2 separate regions of the Homo sapiens genome follow, and region 2 is linked to region 1. Evidence: chromatin loops called from intact Hi-C (ENCODE). Cell type or tissue: left ventricle myocardium inferior. All regions are shown on one strand. Links, peaks and the distances in the headings refer to the core of each region. The heading gives the core; the rest is flanking DNA.

The links. A loop is a pair of places that touch in the nucleus more often than their neighbours do. Peaks named below come from ENCODE experiments on the same cell type or tissue, not always from the same donor. Only the 100,000 strongest peaks of a DNase experiment are listed, where the experiment ranks them.
Region 2: a loop joins it to region 1, with 9 times the contacts of the local background. A loop is called at or near these places in 102 of 110 quality-filtered maps.

What each region holds. Positions count from the first base shown.
Region 1 is chr1:181,188,355-181,192,845 of GRCh38, forward strand. No RefSeq gene overlaps it. Among named protein-coding and RNA genes, the nearest start is that of LINC01732, 16 kb to the left of the region's middle. In left ventricle myocardium inferior, for the core only: a CTCF peak has its summit at 1,686 (motif pointing right); a DNase peak (open chromatin) is centred at 1,677; H3K4me3 peaks cover 834 bases; H3K27ac peaks cover 420 bases.
Region 2 is chr1:181,423,143-181,427,633 of GRCh38, forward strand. LOC107985232 (a long non-coding RNA gene) reads left to right here. Exons shown (of 3, transcript XR_001738319.2): 1 at 1-293. It also overlaps a transcript of CACNA1E not described here. Among named protein-coding and RNA genes, the nearest start is that of CACNA1E, 58 kb to the right of the region's middle. RefSeq lists enhancers at 602-651, 1,631-1,720. In left ventricle myocardium inferior, for the core only: CTCF peaks have their summits at 1,967 (motif pointing left) and 2,170; a DNase peak (open chromatin) is centred at 1,969; H3K27me3 peaks cover 2,223 bases.

The DNA.
Region 1 (4,491 bases), core at 743-3,242:
CCCGTTTCTACAAAAAATAAAAAATTTGCCTGGCGTGGTGGCATGCACCTGTAGTCCCAGCTACTTGAGAGGCTGAGGCAGGAGAATGGTGTGAACCCGGGAGGCGGAGGTTGCAGTGAGCTGAGATCGCGCCACTGCACTCCAGCCTGGCTACAGAGTGAGACTCCATCTCAAAATAAATAAATAAATAAATAAATAAATAAATAAATAAAAAAAATAAAAAGGACTTTGAGGAGATGTGTTAATCAAAGGAGCTGAAATCCCTCATTCGGGTCTGCCCTGCCAGGTGCTGGGCCCCTGCTCAGCTTGCCCCAATCCTCTCTCCTGAAGCAGGTGGTCTCGCTTTCCCCGCAGCTGCTACCCATGGTACCCAGTCAGTGAGGGAATGCTGTTTGGCTCGCTGCTCTGTTTCGGGGGTAGAGGTTGGGTCAGGGGTGCCTCTCTCCCTCACTCTGGGGTCAATTCTCATCCTGCCTTGAGATTCCAGGTCTGAACTCTGAAATGGGGGACAGCTTCATTCTTATGATACTGGGCCAATAGTCAGGGGCCTGGGTTCCACTGCTGTGGCTATCAGAATGGGGTCTGCAGGTGGATTTGTTCTTGTACAAGGAATAGCCCTGTACAAGTGGGCAGGTGGAGGTGTTCATGCGCACTCTGAATAGATGCTGGTGGCTGTTGGGATGTCCTAGGTCACTGTGAGGTTCTGTGATTGTGCTTTTGAAGTAGATCAAGTAGGATCCTAGTTAACTTTTGGCTTTTCCTTTGTCCTCCAAATGTCTTTGGGGATGGTAATGTCTGTTCTACTGGTTTCCTGAAGAGTGAGCTGCCTTCTAAATTTTATATAGTAAAATCCTTAAGATCATTTAAATTTCCCATATGGAACTTCGTATTTTTGGATCTCAACTGCATGCTCCTTTCTTTCCCCTCCAAACAAAAGTCTCCTGTTTGAGTTTTTAATGTCAGAACTTGAGGGGCTTACTCTTTAAGTAAGTGTATTTGTAATTTCTTGTATTCACCTGGTTACTAAAGCTATCACAGATCAGAAACTTGGAATACCATGGTTTTTGGTCTTCAAAATGCTTTCGTCAGCATTATTTCGTGCAAGCCTCACCTCCCCCACCTCCGGAAAGGAGGTTGGGTAGATTTTTTATTTTTATCATCATTTTTCCACAGATGGGAACATCGAGGCACAGATGGGCTGGGGCACACGTAGAGTCAGGGCATAGCTGGGATTAGAACCTGGAGTCTCCGCCAAATGCTATTCCCCAGAGACCTCAGCCAGGGAGCGAGGCGCTTCTCCAACGTCAGGGTGTAGAGTCCCGTCTTTGTCTTCTCATCAGCCCAGAGCTGTGGCGCTGTGGGTGTAATGCGCTTGGCACAGGGAAGCCAGGGATTCCAGGAGCAGGAACCTCAGACTCATGCCAGAGATTGTCCTACAGGAGGGGTCACCTGGGGCCGGGGATATCTAACCCACAGAGAGAAAAGGGCCCCTGCAGGCTCTGCGCACCGGCGCCCGTGCAGCCCTCCCCACGGATCACTGTTCCTGGACTGAATGAATTGCTCTATGACCTACAGACTAGCAGTCCCTTCGGTGTTACGCCCTTCCTTCCACCTTCTCTCCCTTTTGTCACCCCGGGTGCCCTCTGGGCCTCCAGGCTCTTGTAGGCCGCCTCCGCCGCCGATTCCGCAGATGGCCACTGGGTGGCGCCCGCGGCGTGCGGGCCGGGCCTTGGCGCTGACTGGGGCGGTGCGTCCAGCCTGCAGCTTCCCGGACCCCCAGCCCGCAGCGGGGCTGCTGGGGCCCCTTCCGCGAGCCTGGGGGCCTGGCGGAGCTGGACGAGGCTCAGGGTCACTTACAGAGAGACAGAGGTGGGTGGGTGGGGACGCTGGAGGTGGGACGGGGTGTGGGGAAGGGGAGGACGCTCGGAGCTCTGACAAGGCGGTGGTTCTTTTCCCCAGGGAAACCCTTTCGGGGTGGAACGGGCTGAACCGTTACCTTGGAAGAGCAGAGGAGAAAACGGTCTCTGCCCACAGAGTGATCTGGGGAGTGGAGGGTTGGGGGGCGGGGGTATCTTCCTTATCTGTTTAGCACATATAGCGCTTACTGCGTGCCAGGTACTTTACAAATGTTAACTCATTTAATTCTCAGGACAACCCCACAGACCCCGTTTTACAGCGGAGGACGCAGAGGCACAGGTTACCTAGTAAGTAGCAGAACCTGGACTCTACCCCAGGTAGCCCAGCTCTCCTGCTGCCTCCCCTCCCTCCTCATAGGGTGGGTAGGAGATGCGGGAGGGAGGCAGGTGTACACCCTCAGCGTTTATGGCCTCCTGCTTCATTCACTACCTCATTCATTCACTCAACAAATCTTGGTGCGGGGCTTCCTGCTGCCCAGGTGTGGTGCTTGCACTACCGTGGTTAGTGAAGCCAGCCACAGTCCTTGTCCTTGTGGACCTGGTGGGGGAGACAGAGATTACTCAACTAATCACACTAACCACGTTCTCCAGATGAGCGTTCTAGAGAAATGAACGCGCTCTCCCTCGCAGCCGCCTCTTCCTCTTGGTCCACTCTATCCCTCCCATCCCAGGCCCACTGGCTTACCTGGCCCAGATGTGTCTGCTGAGATTCTAGCTCAGAGCTGAAGGGTGGACGGTGACTTGACTTTGTTGCACAGCCCTTGGGGACTCCCAAGGCGGACCACATCCATTGTCTTTTTTGGTCTTGTCCAGGGCAAGCTGCTGTGAGTCTCTTGGGGAGGCAGACTTTTTAGAAGGAGTGGGTGGTTCAAATCAGAGAATGTTCTAGGGGAGACTGGAGGGAGTCTTTAGTTTCAAACTGGAATCTGAATCCAGGCTGTCACCTGCTTTGTAGTGTTTGCTGATTTCTGTGACCCATCTGTTGGTAGGTTTCAAGCCACCAGTGAGATACCACAGAGCAAACAGCTGGGAAGAGAGGCCCAGAAGTGACTCTCACCAGGCTGTGTGGTGCTCCCGCACTCCGCCGGCAGTGTCTCTCCCTAGTTGTATGACCTGAGGCAAGTGATTTCACCAATGTAACCTCACTTTCTTCACCTGTAAAATGGGCCAACACCACCTCTCCCAGGCTGTTCGTGTGAGGATTAAATGACTTAGTGTTGTCTCCCACTTAACTACAATTAATTACATTTAATCCTTAGAATGGCCTTACGCATTCTAATTATTTGATTTTATGTCAGTTTTTTCCAATGAACTGCGAACTCCTTGAAGGCAGGGACTATGTCACATTTATCTTTGTATCCCCAGTGTCTAGTACAGAGCTTGGCACATAGTAGGTACTCAATAAGTGTGTCCCTTTCAAACCCAAAGCTATAGTCCTGTGCGAGTGAAACATGTGGTCCACCCTTCAGCCTGGGCCTTCTCTGTGAGCCTGGGGAGGGTGGACCTGTGGACCCTTGCACGGATCCTTCCCAAGGAGCCTGCATGGCTGGTTGAGATTTCAGCTTTTCAAAGTCCTTCCTGGGAACCATGTGCCGTCTGAGGGCTGGCTGTTGGAGGATCACCCTGAGCACATCCCCTGGGCACCTGGAGCCCCCTGCCCTGGCTGTATATCTGTAGAGGACAGTTTAGGGGTGGGGTCTGTATCACAGACATGAGCAGGTCCCTGGCTCCTCCCAGCTTCTCAAAATTTCTGGAACAGGGTGTAGGGAACACCAAGATAATGATGTCATCACCCAAACCTAAAACATATGCCTATACATGGGAAAGGAGCCACCCTGGTCCTCTCTCCATGAAACATAGAATCCATCCTCGGTCCTGCCAGCCCTAGCTCGGATGCGGCTTGAAAACCTCCCTGTGAGCTTCCACTGGTGAGATGGGCTGTCCTCACATCTTCTGTGTTCCCTGACACCTCAGCTGCTGCCACAGGCCCCAGCTTGGCACTACACCCTGCCACCACGAGTTGTACTCCCTTGCACCCCTGCTTCCCTTCCTGTTATCCAGCCACTCCTCTGTCTCTAGGGCTGTGTCCCTGAGTAAGGGGCTACATGGCCTGGTGAGCAGAGAAAAGAGCTGCAGGGAGGCTGTCAGCTCTCTGCAGGAGGCTGCAGTAACCATGCTCTTTCTTACTTTCCACGCTATTTGCTTCTCACCACCCGCGCTAGCTCCTCCCCACAACATCTGCTCGGTGGAGGATGCACATGCTGTTCTCCAGGGTGGGCCTGGAGCATCTCACATCTCCAAGCCCTACAGGTTTCTTCTCCCAAGCAGCCCATTCCCCTCTCCCTCATTCATCAGGATACTGGCCAGGTGTCTTTAACACCTCTTGTCCTCTGTACACTGTATCCCATTAGTCTATAAGTCCTATTGTGCCCACCCTCACTGTTGATTGATTGTGTGCTCTTCTCTCTGTACCCATCACCACTGATTTCCCTGGTCAATTCTCACCTGGATGATTGCTGTGAATTCTTTTTTTTTTTTTTTTTTTTTTTTTTTTTTGAGATGGAGTCTCGCTCTG
Region 2 (4,491 bases), core at 813-3,312, 230 kb after region 1:
ATGTACAGATCAAGAAGTCATTATCTCAAACTGACAGGCATCAGAGGTTTGCCGAAGCCCAAGGTGCAGAGGTTGTAGTTAGGCTTGGGATCAGCTGTATACATCAACGGACCACAGCAGCATGTGGGAGACTACAGGAGGGAATGCACAGTGCCTGGCACAAGGTCAACAGTCAGTGCATATGAGCCATTATTATGATCATTATTATTATTCATCTGGTCTAGCTGCTTCATTTACAGGTGAGGAAGCTGGGGTCCTGAGAGCCTGGGTGACTGCTGGTGCTTTATGTGAAGGTCAGTGGACTGTGGTGAGTGACAAGGTAGGAGGAACCAGTCCTGCAAGTCCCACCCACTTCTGTCTCATGTGCCCTGCAGCTATGCTGACTTAGTAGGGGTGATCACATTCAAACAACAGTCTCACTGGCATTCACACCGCATTCAGCATCAGCAACATATTCTGTAAGGCAACACCTGTCTCAACCTTGAAGCTTTATGGGTGAATTTAAGGGCCATTGGGCCAATTTTTTTTTTTTTTTTGCTGGCCTTTTGAAAGGCGGCCAGCCTCCTGCAGATCTAGTGAGACTAAGTGGAGACCTCAGTCCACATGCTGCCACCTGCTGCCAGCATCAGACATCACTCGGGTTGTTAGAATACAGGAATCTGTGGAACCACTATTGCCAAAAGGGTGCATGGCAGAATTTGTTCTTATATATGAGTGCTTTGTTGAATTATCGGATATTTTAATTTTATTTAAATGTGTATGTTTTTAGAGGGGGCAGGAAGTCTCCAGGTCACTGTATTCCCCACCATTCCCTACTGCCTTAGGGCTATTAGAGGACTGACTTGGTCCTGAAGGCACCTGAGTTTGCAGGTCTGCAAAATCCAACCTTCTCACTCAGAGACGAGGCATTTCAGGATCCTAGGGCTGTAGTATAACAGGGTTGCAGAAACCAAAACATATGCCAGTGGAACACAGAAATCATGAGCCTTCAACACACTGGGTTATCACTAACCAACAGCAAGTTTGAAAACCACCAGCCAAGAAGAGACCGGAGCACATGCCCTGCTTTCTTGGAATTCTGAGCAGAGCAGGAAGGTGCAGAGAATCCAGAGAATTGGGCTTCCCTTAGGAACTGACACAATTTGGGTGATTTCTAGAGATTTGCTTTAAGATGATCCTTTGGGGAACTTCAGCACACACCCTTGAATTTTCCTTACCTGTCCTCCCGGGATTAGAAAAAAGAGGCTGTTTCTAGATCTGGTCTCTGGTGACTCGCCTTTCCCTTCAACCTTCCGCAGTTCTAGAAATGCTTCCCTAGAGAACTGGGTTTGAGAATAAACAAGGTGGTGCGCGAGCAGCGCGGTTTTCTGTGCTTGCAGTGGAGACCGCCTGTGACAAGGAGGGTCCTGTACTGGGAAGGAGGGGGACTGGCCCCCTGCTAAGTGCCTGGCGACTCTCATCTCTTGCAGAGAACGAATGCATAACCTCTCTGCCACTCCCTTTCTCTTTCTGAAGCCATTGGATGCCCTGAGAGAAAGCAGAGGGTTTCCATCTTTTCCAGAGCACAGTGCTGGGAGCAAGGGCTGGGGGAGATCTGTTGTCCCAGTTCTTCCCTTCTAAGGCAGGCCTTGGGGGAGGACTCTCCCCCAAGACTCTGCAGCCTGGTGCTCAAGCCGGATCGGCCCGTTCTGTGCTTCCTTTTGTGGTACCATCAGAGTCTCCTCCCTGTTTGGAGGCTCAGGTGAATCAGTCCCCTCTCTCCCACCCTGCCCTTGCGCTGGGCTGCCTCCACTCTGCTCCCATGGCCATATCTGTAGAAGGAGGCTCTTCAGTCTTCTGAACATGTCAAGATTCGGAAATTCTGCCCCCAGCCACCTTTTTGAAGAAAATGGGAAAAGCGGCGCCCTCTAGCGCCAGCTGCTCAATTTGTTTTCCCTCTTTTTCAGAAGAGATATTTTTTCTTCTTTTATGGTGCCCCCAAGTGGTTGTTTCTGTGTATTGCAGCCGCAGTCTCACTGGGATGCTTTCCGCTGTGTAGCTGGAGGGGCTGGGGCAGCCTGGTGGTCAGCACTCACATCACAAGAAAGGAAAGCGAAGCCAGGAGGAGAAGGGCCTTGGCAGGGCACGATGAGCGCCCCGAGACTCCCACCGCAGTCCAGGGCCTTCCCCCTCCCTGACCACTGGCAACCCCTTGCCATCTTTAAGGGCTTGCCTGGACCCATGGCTGCAAATGAGCCAAAGGCGTTTTCCTCTTGGATGTGAGGGGATGGGTGAAGACACGTGCAGAAAAGGAAGTGCTCATTGTGGAGGAGGTGAACATAATTGGAGGAATTCGCTTTGGCCTTTTTGGCTGAAAAAAATATTTATGAAATTGCTGTACACCCCCGCTCCCCCCCCCGACCCCAAGCAGAGTTAGACACCTATAGAATTCCAGGCACCGATGAAAAGACCTTTAAAATTAATCGCACATAACTTCTCATTGAAGGTGCAGGTGAGAAGGCTGAGGCGCAGAGAAGGAGGTGGGCGTGGGGCACCCTTCTGAGGACCCCACCTCAGCCGCTCATACCCCAGCCACACTGTCCTCCTTCTCTTCTCTTCTGCTTTTAGCTCCTTTAACCATCTTTCTCTTCCTCTTTTTCTCTCGAAGCCTGTAGCAGGGAGGGAATGAAGGCATGCAGGGTTGGCGTGTGAGTGAGGAAGAGGGCTTGTCCCCCTTTCCCCTCTGTCCCTGCCCCCGCCTCTCCTGGGGACCTCCTTGCAGACCCTCTGCAGCTGTGCTCACATCCCACTACTCAGCCTCACTGCTGTTCTAAAAAGGCAGCATTACTGCCTGCTGATCAGGTGATGAGGAACCTGCAACCCTTCCCAAATTTATAAAGAAAACAGAGGAATTCAGTAAATTCTCTTTCTGCTCTTGGAGTAGGACAGACCAGTGGTCAGTTCTGGGGACAGTGCTCCTGGTGTGGAGACAGTGTTGGCTGGACACACCCAGCTTGGGTGCACTGGGGTCAGGTGGTCAGGTCTAACTGCATCCCCCTCCTGTCACTCCATCTCAACAATTCCCCAACCCAGTCCTACCCCATCTCAACCCTTCCTCAACCCAACCTCTCTCCATCTCAAGTCCTCCCCATTTCAGCCACTATCCGTCTCAAGCCCTTCCTATGTCAACCCTTATCAATTAAACTCCTCCTCATCTGAACCCTTCCCTAACTCAACCCAGCTCATCTCAACCCCTTCCCATCTCAACCGCTTCCCATCTCAGCCACTTCACAACTCAACCCCTTCACAACTCAACCCCATTCCCATCATGGCCCCATCACAACTCAACCCCTTCCCATCTCATTCCCTTCAAAACTCAACCCCTTCCTGTCTCAACCCCTTCACAACTCAACCCCTTAACAACAGAACCCCTTCCCATCTCAACCACTTCACAACTTAACCCCTTCACAACTCAATCCCTTCCCATCTCAACCCCTTCCCAACTCAACCCCTTCCCATCTCAACCCCTTCCCATCTCTACCCCTTTACAATTCAACCCCTTCACAACTCAACCCCTTCCCATCTCAACCCCTTCCCATCTCAACCCCTTCACAACTCAGCCCCTTCCCGTCTCAACCCCTGTCAATCTCAACCCCTTCACAACTCAACCCCTTCCTATTTCAACCCCTTCCCATCTCAACTCCTTCCCATCTAAACCCCTTCACATGTCAACCCCTTCACAACTCAACCCCTTCACATCTCAACCCCTTCACAACTCAACCCCTTCCCATCTCAACCCTTCACAGCTCAACCGCTGCCCATCTCAACCCCTTCACAACTCAACCCCTTCCCATCTCAACCCTTTCCCATCTCAGCCCCTTCCCACCTCAGCTTCTTCACATCTCTACCCCTTCCCATCTCAACCCCTTCACAACTCAACCCCTTCCTTACTCAATCCCTTCCTATCTCAACCCCTTCACAACTCAACCCCTCTCCATCTCAGTGTCTCCCCAACTTGACCCTTCAACATCTCAACCACACTCATCTCAACGCCTCCCTATTTCACCCTCTCCCCATCTCAAGCCTACCTCATCTGAACTCTACCCATCTCACCACACCCATCTCAACCCTCACCCATCTCAACCTCTGCCCCATCTCAACCTCACTCATCTCAACTCCTTCCCTATCTCTACCCCTGCCCGTCCCAACCCCTCCCATCTCAATTCCACCGCCATCTCAACTCCTCCCCCATCTTAACCCCTCCTCACCTCATTCCTTCTCCATCTCAACCCCCTCCACCTCAACTTCTCCCTCATCTCAGCCTCTTCCTCATCCTAACCCCTCCCACCTCAACCCTTCCCCATCTCAAGACTTCCCCATCTCAACTGCTCTCTACCTCAACTCCTCCTCCATCTCAACCCCTCCCCAACTTCAACCCCTCCCCCACCTCAACTCCTCTCCAACTTCAACCCTTCCCCCACCTCAACTCCTCTACCATTGCAACTCCTCCCC